3 separate regions of the Homo sapiens genome follow, and all the other regions are linked to region 1. Evidence: chromatin contacts called from ENCODE Hi-C or POLR2A ChIA-PET data. All regions are on one chromosome and are shown on one strand. Each heading gives the region's core, a stretch centred on a gene start or an enhancer-like site at or near the end of the contact. The rest is flanking DNA. Distances are from core to core; before and after follow the strand shown. Region 1 overlaps PPP3R1 (protein phosphatase 3 regulatory subunit B, alpha). Region 2 has its middle 45 kb from the start of ARHGAP25. Region 3 has its middle 20 kb from the start of ARHGAP25.

Region 1 (3,944 bases), core at 880-3,379:
AGAGCCTACACAATCACCTTTATTTCCTTATTTCTGCTAATTTCTTGGTCTACTGCAATCTGGCTTTCGGCTGCTATAACTCCACGGACACTGCTATCAAGGTCATCTTCATTTTATCAACACATTGTCTAATTGCCACATCTGGATTGATTTAAAAAATCTACAAAATCACTTGTGACCTTTGGGGAAATTTGAACACTGATTATTTGATACCAAATAATTAATTTTTAGGTGTGATAATGTTATGATGTGTTAAAGAGTTTTTATCTTTTAGAGATAATACTGTTTAGGCTAGGTGCAGTGGCTCACCCCTGTAATCCCAGCACTTTGGGAGGCCGAGGTGGGTGGATCACCTGAGTTCGAGACCAGCCTGACTGACATGGTGAAACCCCATCTCTACTAAAAATGTAAAAAGTTAGCAGGGCATGGTGGTGCATGCCTGTAAACCCAGCTACTTGGGAGGCTGAGGCAGGAGAATTGCTTGAACCCGGGAGGCAGAGGTGGCAGTGAGCTGAGATTGCGCCATTGCACTGCAGCCTGGGCAACGAGTGAAACGCCGTTTCAAAAAAAAAAAAAAAAAAAGATAATACTGATTACTTACAAGGAAATGATATGTCTGGGATTTGCTCTGAAATAACTGGGGTGGGATATAGATAACATTTTTCTTATGTTTAATGGTTGAAACTGGATGATGAGCATATAGAATTCATTATACTCTTTTTTCAAACTTTGTGTGTGTTTGAAATTTTCTATTATTGAAAAGTTGGGGCTTTTTAAATAAATGGAAAAGGGGAGAAGGAAGTAACCAAGAATAAAATCAATAAGAAATAATTATTTAATTACAATTCAGAATGGCATGCAGACTGTAAACTTTAATAATAAGTGGCTGTTCAAACTAATTTTCACCAGTAAAAGAATTGGGACTTTGACAGTGGAAGCATAATGCCTGGCATAAAGCAGATGCTGAGTAAATAATTGGTTGACTGAATTAGCTAGCAAGAGCTCAGAGCTGGATTACATAGACAACTCGTTGGATAATTTTAAAGGCTGTATACCTTTGGGAAAACCTGGTAGTTACTAGTCACCCCATTTGTTTTCATAAATAATAACAATCCATAATGGTATGGTGCTTACCATGTCCCAGGAATTATTCTAAGCGTTTTACATACATTAATTCTTTTAATTCTCATATTAGCCTCAGGAGAGGGGCACAATTACTTTCCCCATTGTACAGATGAGGAAATAGAAGCAAAGAGACTTTAAATAACTGGCTTAAGTCACACAGCAGGTGAAGTAACAAAGCCATGATTTGATCTTAGGCCATCATGTTTCATAGTCAATATTTTTAATCATAGTATTATATAGTCTGTCTTCAGTAAATCTTACAAAATTAATGTTATAATTGTCTACATGAATAATTCTAGGCAAGACTAGATTTGTCTAAGACATAGGTATTCTGATATATATATATCAGAATATATATATATAGTGTGTGTGTGTATATATATGTATATGTCATTCAATTCAGTGTTGGATTTTTATTGAATTTATTCTAGGCCGTTGTGACTTTATTTCTGTCTGTTGGCTAACCTCTCTGGACTAGGAAATGTATACTCTGTTGAGGTGATTTGCTCAAAGTGGAAGCCTTAGTTCTAACTTGGCATGATAACTTTGGAAAAGTGACTGAGTGCAAGATACTACCTTAGATAATTTAAGCAGAAGACTAGATTGGGGCACAATTGAAAGTAAGAGTGGAAAATCAGATTCAGCTAATTTTTGATAAAGCCAGTGTAATTCTGAGTGGTTTAGATAAAATTAGTAAACACAAGGGCTGTTTTGTAGACTAAATGTAGGTGAAAGATTAAATCTTTTATCTAAAAAGATGTCTCATCTCTCTTTTGTTAGAAGGTCCCCTAAGAAGAGCTTGGCAGACTCTGAAGGAACCTCTCCTTTTGCATAATGAACTGCCAGTAGAAACCCTTCTAGCCGTTAGAACGCTGTTTCTGTTTTTAGTAAACAGTTTCACATTCAGGCAGTTTTGTTTCTGGTTTGAGTATTTACAGGTGATGTGAAAGTTTAAGGATAATAACTTTGCTGTTAATGTCTGCTCTTAATCACATTCGTCTCAGGGAGGTTTGCTGTTTTGAAAACAGTGTTTTCAGAGAAAAAGGTTATCTGTAGTTAATTTGATTTCCTCTTTCATTTCAGCATTTTTTTTTTTTTGAGACAGAGTTTCTTTCTTGTTGCCCAGGCTGGAGTGCAATGGCGCGATCTCGGCACACTGCAACCTCTGCCTCCTGGGTTCAAGCTATTCACCTGCCTCAGCCTCCCGAGTAGCTGGGATTACAAGCATGTGCCACCACACCTGGTTAATTTTGTATTTGTATTAGAGACAAGGTTTCACCATGTTGGTCAGGCTGGTGTTGAACTCCTGACCTCAGGTGATCCACCCGCCTTGGCCTCCCAAAGTGGTGGGATTACAGGTGTGAGCCACTGTGCCTGGCCCTAAAATGCCATTTATTGTTAAAACATTGTATGCCGTTAATTTTGAAATTGACTTGTGCAGTTGTTGCTTTACATTAACATCTTCATAAATTTATTATACAGTTAATGTTTCTTAGACAGTTTACCAGCTGTCATTTATCATTTACTTGGTAATTTAGTGATCTCAATTCTGATTTAATTCACCTAGTCACTGAGAATTACTTATGCTTTGCTTGCTCTCAGTAAAGCATTAGAATTAAGTAATGACGAGAAGAACAAAGGATTTTCTTAAGTATAGTACATGAACTTAAATAGTTTGGGTTACCTTGTTTTAGTGTTACAGACGGTTTTTAATAATCCCTGGATTCAAATTAGCCGGGTATGGTGGTGGGTGCCTGTAGTCCCAGCTACTCGGGAGGCTGAGGCAGGAGAATGGCGTGAACCTGGGAGGCGAAGCTTGCAGTGAGCTGAGATCATGCCACTGCACTCCAGCCTGGGCGACAGAGCGAGACTCCGTCTCAAAAAAAAAAAAAAAAAAAAAAAAAAAATTCCCTGAACTCTCTAGTATATATTAAATATTTCAAGTTTTTAAACAAGTAGTCTCAAGTAAAGGACTGGCCGGGCACAGTGGCTTACACCTGTAATCCCAGCACTTTGGGAGACCGAGGCAAGTGGATCACCTGAGGTCGGGAGTTCGTGACCAGCCTGGCCAACATGGTGAAACCTCGTCTCTACTAAAAATAGAAAAATTAGCCGGGCATGGTTGTGGGTGCCCGTAATCCCAGCTACTTGGAAGGCTGAGACAGGAGAATCACTTGAACCCAGGAGGCAGAGGTTGCAGTGAGCCGAGTCTGTGTCATTGCACTCCAGCGTGGGAGACAGAGCGAGACTCCATCTCAAAAAACAACAACAACAACAACAACAACAACAACAAAAAACGAAAAAAGAAAAGGAAGGACTGGCTTTATTTGCTTTATCCACACTGTCAAATTTTGGTATTGTGGCAGCACTAAGAAATTTGTAGTTTCGGTAATGAGGTTCATGACATATAGTAATCTCGTTATCTAGCACAAATTTGAGTAATTTGAAGAAATCAGTTACTTTAGCTAGTGAAAAAGTCTAGCTATCTGCGTAACAAAAATAAAACTTCTTGAATCTTTCTCAGAATGTTAGAGCAAAAGATAAAAGATATGGAAAAATGTGCAAGGAAAGAATGATTTGGAGAACACAGAGTGATAGCGTCTGACTGAAAGAAATTTCAGGAGCTGTATTAGATAACATAGAAGGGGAAATAATCAGTGAAATAAAAGGAGAAATTTCTCTTTCTTGAAAAATTGAATCTTTTGTTTAAAAGCATTCTGATTGCCAAGATTAGATGAAAGAACATCTATGTTTAGTTTCAACTTTTGTAATTTTAAAATTTCAAGAGTAAAAAAACCCTAAAAGCCTCCAGACATAGA
Region 2 (3,873 bases), core at 394-2,893, 490 kb before region 1:
AGGAGAGTAGAATAGAGGAGAGAGAAGGAAGGTAGGAAGGATAGGATAGTGTAAGGGAAGTACCAAGTTAACAATGCTAGAATTTCCAGAATGTTCTTTATGGGCAAAGGGAGGGTCAGAGATTATGAGTGCTTATGCATTATTTGATTTTGTCTGTATTGTTCAAGGAAAATGAAATTTCTTTGAAAAATTCAAAGTATTTTTTGATAGGGAGGAAACACTTCTCCATCACCTTTGTGTCTAGGTAAAGAGCTTCATTGAAAAAATAAAAATATAACAGAAACTTATAGTGGGATTTTCTGAGGTTGGCACTAACAGATGTCTGTGGCCTCTGTCCACTAGAGCTATTTGAGCAGACCCTTACTGCCAGAAGAGACCACTGTAATGAAAACCTTAGTTAGTCCTCTTGGAATTATGTGGACTAAAGTGAAATTATTGAGCAAGGGGTCTAGGGACTTTGAGTGGACTGATGACTCCAAGGAGGGTCTGGCCTCCTGTCATTTGCTTTCTGCCTCTCAAATTTTGATAGCATATTTATACAACTGTCCAGAGCTACCATTCCCTCCTGGATAGGAATTTTGCCTGCCAGGTACCAGTGAAAAATGAGGACGAGACCTCTGGCCCCAGCTATTGGCAGAGAGTCAGGCTTATTGGTGTACTCCTGCTGGCTGGAGCATCACTGAGAGCTCACAGGCCACGTGCTGAGAGAACATCACCCTCAGCAGCACATTTGTCAGAAAGCTGTTCTCACCTGGACACCTGAATCCATTACAGGCTTTCCCCAAACCCAGCAACACTGGAGACCTGGCTTCTCTCTACAAATACTCTACCCTTCGAAATCTCAGTCTAGTGAACAAACCTTTTTCTCCATGCAGAGTCCAGGCCAGGTGTGTTGGGAACATAAGCCCCTGTCAAACACCTCATTGTACCTCCATCTGCAGAAGAGAAGCATGTTTTCCTGACCTTCCGCTGGTAATCACCATGTTTTGGGATGCATGGTTTTTCATTTTAGACATTGATGTCAATTTCAAACAAGTTATATTCCTACCACACTCCTAACAAACCATATTTTAAATTAACATGCAATATTCAGATTTTAAAGCAAAAGTGCAAGCTAAAATATTAACCTGTTAATTGGTTAATAGTTATAAGGCCTAATGACACCTTTGAATCAAAAGATATACTGTATTCTGCTTCATTTTGCAACAATACTAGGAGGTAAGAAACACTGACTATTTCCTGGGTGTCAGGTACACAGTACCTTATTTCATCTAATCCATGGTCAGCTCCTCTTTGGCTCTCGGTACTGAGGATGAGTTCTGGTCCCAGAGACCAGAGACAGCAGAGAAGACACAAAGTAACCACAGGCCTTTTTCCATTTCAGTTGGTAATACACCTCTTCGTTATGAGAGTTAATGCAAATGAGCACAATCTAAATGAAGCCCCGCGGAATTACTCAGAAAGGGGAAGGCAATGCAAGATTTCCAAAGGAGTCTTGCAGAGAGAAACAGGAGAGCCCTGGGTGGTAATAGCTATCTCATTTCCTGCTAGCACTTTCTCGCCACATCACACCACTTCTCTGTTTTTCTGCTTTATCAATCAGTAAAATGAGAGCCTCAAGACAATAAGGCCCATGGCCCAGAGATCATGATTAACTGCAAGATTCAAAATCAGCTGCAAGAGAACGAAGCTGTCACATGGGTTTCTAAAGAATATTTGCCTCTTTCACTAAAGGGAGAATGAAGGTTGCTTAACCTCTCTGTGAAATAAGTTTCAGTTCCTCTTCTATGAATGACTGGCTAAACTTCATTTTCTCTAAGACCCTCTAGTATTCAGTTCTCTTCCCACCTGCTTGGCCTAATCCTGCATGAGAGGCAATGATTGGGAGCAGGAAAAGAAGATATGTAATTTAGTTTCTGAGGAACAAGTCTTCTGGAAAGCTTTGTAATTAACCTATTTTCCCCAAAACTGATTCTCTGTCACCCTAGGACACTGACAATAAACCATACCCATGATTTATCTTCTTACCTACTTGCAGTAAAGGAAAGAATAATGAACCAAGAATTGCAAGACCAGATTCTTATCACAAATCTCAAATAACTCTGTAATATTTGCGTAAGTAGTTAACCACCCTGGAGTGCTTTCTTAATTGAAAAATAAGGGGGATCCAGGCATGGTGGTGCATACCTATAGTCTGTAAACCAAAAATAAAATTCTAAGGCCCCCCAACCATCTGAATGGGCCTCTTCTCTTGGCCAAGGGCATTCCAAAGTTAACCTGAAAATCCAGTTCAGTCCATGATGGGAAGGGGGTGCTAGACATGCTCCATTATACCCTCCTCCCTTTTGGAATTACTCATAGAAAAGACTTTTTGAGTCTGACAGGAAACATTTGCAATCTATTCTCTCTAAATCCTGCTACCTAGAGGCTTCGCTTGTGTAATAAAACCTTAGTCTCCACAACCCTTTATCTTAACCAAAACACTCTTTCTAAGTCTTTAGATAATAACTATTTCAATCAATTGCCAATCAGAAAATCTTTGGTTCTACCTATGATCTGAAAGCCCGCAGCTTCCATTTAACCTGCCTTTCTGAACCAAACCAATGTATATGTTACATGTATGGATTGATGCCTTATGTCTCCCTAAAATGTGTGAAACCAAGTTGTGGCCCAACCACCTTGGACACATATTCTCAGCATCTCCTGAGGGCTGCGTCATGGGCTATGGGTCACTCAAACCTGGCTCAGAATACGTTTTTTTCAAATATTTTACTGAGTTTGACTCTTTTCATTGACAAGTCCCAGCTGTGTGTGAGGCTGAGGTGGTGGGATTGCTTGAACCAGGAGTTCAAGGCTGCAGTGAGCTGTGCTCATGCCATTGCACTCCAGCTTGGGCAATGGAGTGAGACCCTGTCCCCTAAAAAAAAAAAAAAAGAAAGAAAATAAAAAGCAAAAGGGGGTTGGACCAGGTGGTCTCTAAGGACCCTTCCAACTGAAACTCAGCAGTGCACGTAATGTGGAAGAAAGGCATTTTCATCATCTAAAGTTCTGAAGCATTGAACTCAGCAGTGACCCAGCATGCACAGCAAATTGCCCCGGAGTAAAAATTGCTTCCTGGAAGTGTTATTGATAAGCACTTACTTTTCATACCAGGTTTATATTTCCTACAAGAATAGCTCGGTCCCTTATTTAGAATGTGATGCCAATTTCACTACAGTTATAATGTTGATTTGAGTGTAAAATTTCATGGAAAACACACTTCTTCTAATTATTGATTTTTGCTCTGCCCAGTAGCTAAGAAATAAATGAATACATGATCTCTCCTTCAACAGCCTGAGGTTTTTTAAATTAAGAAGGAGAAAATAAGAGCTCAAAAATACTTTTGAGTAAATGAATAGTAAAACATGTAATACTTTCCAAACAATTTATTTCCTGCCATTTATGTTCCACATGAAAGTGACTAAATTCATGGTTATTGCACCTCATCATAGTCCAGAAACTATAATAATAGGTTCTGGAGATACAGAAATTAAGAGATTATTATTTAGTTTGAAAAGAGAAAATAGAGTAAATGGTGAAAGGTAAGTGTATTAGTCCATTTTCATGCTGCTGATAAAGACATACCCAAGATTGGGGAATTTATAAAGAAAAAGAGGTTTAATGGACTTACAGTTCCATGTGCCTGGGAAGGCCTCACAATCATGGCAGAAGGCAAAAGACATGTCTTACGTGGCAGCAGACAAGAGAGAATTGAGAGCCAAGCAAAAGGGGTTTCCTCTTATAAAACCATCAGATCTTGTGAGACTTAATCAACACTATGATTCAATGATCTCCCACAGGGTCCCTCCCATAACACATGGGAATTATGGGAGC
Region 3 (3,842 bases), core at 49-2,548, 510 kb before region 1:
CACAATGAAGGAAGTTTGGTTCAGAAAACTTATACAGTAGAATAAGGACGCCTATCTGAGATGACCCTAAGATCCCACGGTGGTTTCTCACCAGTGTAAGTGCTACCTCAAGATAACATCATGTGGTTGAAGGTTTGAATAAAACGATGTATATACATTCTCAATCTGCTTGTGCTGGACAACTGAAATTTCAGTTTCACAAACTTATGAAGGCAAAGGGACCCATGTTCTTCATCTTCTTAGAGAGAAAGATGTCCACCCAAGCTTCAGGGAAGGATAGATATAATCTAGGGCAAACTCAGGAGCTCTGAGAGCCCCTCCCCATCAAGTTGACTCACCACAGTGTCCCCATCTACCTTGAATGGTCTGCATTTTGGAAGAAGCCACAAAATGAAGAGTTAAGAATCATTTCCATAGCATTAGCGTATGTTCCAAGAGGGTTACATGGATGTCCCAGAGGGAATCTTGCTGGGCAGCTCTCCTCCTCCACTATTTCATCTTTCTTTCTTCTTTTGAAAAGGGAGAATGATAACCAAGTCTCAGTAAAAGCAAACAATGAAACAATCTGGGCCTTCCCATTCAAGTTGGCAAGCCAAACACTCCTTTATCTCTCTGCTTTCCCCAAATAGATGGCAGTAAGGAAGATAGGAAGAATGGCGGGCACAGGAAAGGATGGGCAGGCCAAGGATTTTCATTAACTTCTGGAAGCCTGTCAGTGGATGGAATTACACTCAGGAAGTAACATTAGCAGAGGGAACAACAGCTCAGAACATGGCCCAGAGAAGGATGAAAGAGGGCAGGGCGCCAGAAGGGCCCCGGACTCAGAAATGGCAGGTGTGAAAACGACTGAAAATACCTATGGAATAAAGAGTGAAGTAGATTCATTTCTCCTCCCAACCGCCCTCACCTGTTCATGTAATAGTGGCTTTTATGGCCCAGCCTACCCAGAGAGCTGTTCTTGGCAGCCACTTATCTATGTCTGGGAGGAGATACAGTTCCAGAATGGAACTGTGTTCGGGTGCCTCACTGCTAAACCAAACTCAACATGTTCTTAACTTTAAAAAATAATACATATCATACAAGAAGTCCACAGTAGGATGGCTCCCAGATGGTTACTCTTGGGGCTCTGGCATTCATTCCTCAGGCATCCAGGTTCTTCCCTCGGTTCACCTCCTCCACTCAGTGTGTCCACAAGATGGCAGTAGCAGCCCCATGCCTCTCACCTACACGGGAAAGCACCCGGTGCAATGCCTCTTACTCTTCCCAAGCATCTTTTTCAAGAGCACGACCGCCTCCCGGAAGCCCCTAAACAAGCCTCCCATTGCACTGCATTAGCCAGAGCAGGGTCACGTGCCCACCCCAAACCAATCACTGGAAGAAGAAATGAGTTTTGTCTCTTTGTTGTTGTTGGTGGTGGTGTTTGGTTGTTTGATTGGCTGTCTTAGAACGGGGCTTCTCAAACTTGAGCAGGCATCAGAATGGCCTGGAGAATTTGTTAAAATAGCACATGGGTTGCTGGGCGCCACCTCCAAAGGTTCTGATTCCATAAGTCTGGGGTAGGGCCCAAGAATTTGCATTTCTACCAACTTTTCAGGCAGTGCTGAGGATTCCAGTTCGAGAACCACTGGATTTGAGGAAGCAACCAACAGTGAAAAGTCCCATCCTCCCCAGGCACTTTAGGAGTGGTTCTAGCCTGACTTCCTGCTCACAAGGTTCAAGTTAAGCCTTCCAGCGCACAAGCCCCACCCTCATGCTCAGGGCTAGTCATGCCTCTCAGTCAGGGAAGTCATGATTCTAACCACCAGAAGAGCTAAAAGCAGAAATGTCCAAAAGTGGCAACCTCAGGGGAGTGCTGGGAGAGAAGGGGAGGAAGGGAAGTGAGACATTTTATTATTGTCATATGCCCATCTGAACCCATTGTATTTTTCTTTCCTTCCGTATTTTAATAAAAAATACTTTTTAGTGCACATTTTTTTTCTACTAAGGAATATTTTCAACTTTTTGCCCTTCTCCAACCAGGCATTTCTGTGTATCAGGATGAAGGCTGTGCCTGCTCCTGAATGACTACTGGGTAAATAACGAAATTAAGGCAGAAATAAATAAGGTATTTGAAACCAAAGAGAACAAAGACACAACATACCAGAATCTCTGGGACACGGATAAAGTAGTGTTTAGAGGGAAATGTATAGCACTAAATGCCCAAAGGAGAAAGCAGGAAAGATCTAAAATTGGCACCCTAAACATCACAATTAAAAGAACTAGAGAAGCAAGAGCAAACGCATTCAAAAGCTAGCAGAAGACAAGAAATAACTAAGATCAGAGCAGAAGAAAGAGATAGATACAGGAGAAACCCTTCAACAAATCAGTGAATCCAGGAGCTGGTTTTTTGAAAAGATTAACAAAATACATAGACCACTAACCAGACTAATAAAGAAGAAAAGAGAGAAAAATCAAATAGATGCAATAAAAAATGAAAAAGGGGATATCACCACTGATCCCACAGAAATACAAACTACCATCAGAGAATACTATAAACACCTCTATGCAAATAAACTAGAAAATCTAGAAGAAATGGATAAATTCCTGGACACATACACCCTCCCAAGACTAAACCAGGAAGAAGTCAAATCCCTGAATAGAACAATAAGTTCTGAAATTGAGGCAGTAATTAATAGCCTACCTATCAAAAAAAAAGCCAAGGACCAGACGGATTCACAGCCAAACTCTACCAGAGGTACAAAGAGGAGCTGGTACCATTCCTTCTGAAACTATTTCAAACAATACAAAAAGAGGGACTCCTCCCTAATTCATTTGATGAGGCTAGCATCATCCTGATACCAAAACCTGGCAGAGACACAACAAAAAAAGAAAATTTCAGGCCAATATCCCTGATGAACATCAATGCAAAAATCCTCAATAAAATAGTAGCAAACTGAATCCAGCAGCACATCAAAAAACTTATCCACCATGATCAAGTTGGCTTCATTCCTGGGTTCAACATCAACAAATCAATAAATGTGATCCATCACTTAAACAGAACCAATGACAAAAACCACATGATCATCTCAATAGATGCAGAAAAGGCCTTCAATAAAATTCAACAGCCCTTCATGCTAAAAACTCTCAATAAACTAGGTATTGATGGAATGTATCTCAAAATAATAAGAGCTATTTATGACAAATCCACAGCCAATATCATACTGAATGGGCAAAAGCTAGAAGCATTCCCTTTGAAAACCAGCACAAAACAAGGATGTCCTCTCTCACCACTCCGATTCAACATAGTATCGGAGGTTCTGGCCAGGGCAATCAGGCAAGAGAAAGAAATAATCAAATAGGAAGAGAGGAAGTCAAATTGTCTCTGTTTGCAAATGACATGATTGTATATTTAGAAAACCCCATCGTCTCAGCCCCAAATCTCCTTAAGCTGATAAGCAACTTCAGCAAAATCTCAGGATATAAAATCAATGTGCAAAAATCACAAGCATTCCTATACACCAATAACAGATGGAGGACCAAATCATGAGTGAACTCCCATTCACAATTGCTGCAGAGAATAAAATACCTAGGAATACAACTTACAAGGGATGGGAAGGACCTCTTCAAGGAGAACTACAAACCACTGCTCAAGGAAATAAAAGAGGACACAAACAAATGGAAGAACATTCTGTGCTCATGGATAGGAAGAATCAATATTGTGAAAATGACCATACTGCCCAAAGTAATTTATAGATTCAATGCCATCCCTATCAAGCTACCATTGCCTTTCTTCACAGAATTAGAAAAAACTACTTTGAATTTCATATGGAATGAAAAAAGAGCCTGTATAGCCCAGACAATCC

What was found. Hi-C counts contacts between places; a loop is a spot of excess contacts on that map. ChIA-PET counts read pairs that join two places held with the same protein, here RNA polymerase II (POLR2A). Pooled maps may share reads with other maps.
Region 2: a loop to region 1 is called in a map with no recorded cell type, with 5 times the contacts of the local background. The contact joins two enhancer-like sites. A Hi-C loop is called at or near these places in 2 of 37 single-sample maps with no recorded cell type and 3 of 50 pooled maps. POLR2A ChIA-PET finds 5 or more read pairs at or near these places in 1 of 52 experiments (activated CD8-positive, alpha-beta memory T cell).
Region 3: a loop to region 1 is called in a pooled map, with 5 times the contacts of the local background. The contact joins two enhancer-like sites. A Hi-C loop is called at or near these places in 7 of 50 pooled maps. POLR2A ChIA-PET finds 5 or more read pairs at or near these places in 2 of 52 experiments (T-cell and activated CD4-positive, alpha-beta T cell).

What each region holds. Positions count from the first base shown.
Region 1 is chr2:68,201,881-68,205,824 of GRCh38, reverse strand. All of the region lies in intron 2 of PPP3R1 (protein phosphatase 3 regulatory subunit B, alpha), which reads left to right. Among named protein-coding and RNA genes, the nearest start is that of PNO1, 46 kb to the right of the region's middle. RefSeq lists an enhancer at 1-257. Within about 2 kb of position 2,129, at least 4 of the 41 ENCODE cell types and tissues checked have a DNase peak (open chromatin) inside an H3K27ac peak, as active enhancers do.
Region 2 is chr2:68,687,926-68,691,798 of GRCh38, reverse strand. No RefSeq gene overlaps it. Among named protein-coding and RNA genes, the nearest start is that of ARHGAP25, 45 kb to the left of the region's middle. Within about 2 kb of position 1,643, at least 4 of the 41 ENCODE cell types and tissues checked have a DNase peak (open chromatin) inside an H3K27ac peak, as active enhancers do.
Region 3 is chr2:68,712,972-68,716,813 of GRCh38, reverse strand. It overlaps a transcript of ARHGAP25 not described here. Among named protein-coding and RNA genes, the nearest start is that of ARHGAP25, 20 kb to the left of the region's middle. RefSeq lists enhancers at 1,235-1,314, 1,583-1,877. Within about 2 kb of position 1,298, at least 14 of the 41 ENCODE cell types and tissues checked have a DNase peak (open chromatin) inside an H3K27ac peak, as active enhancers do.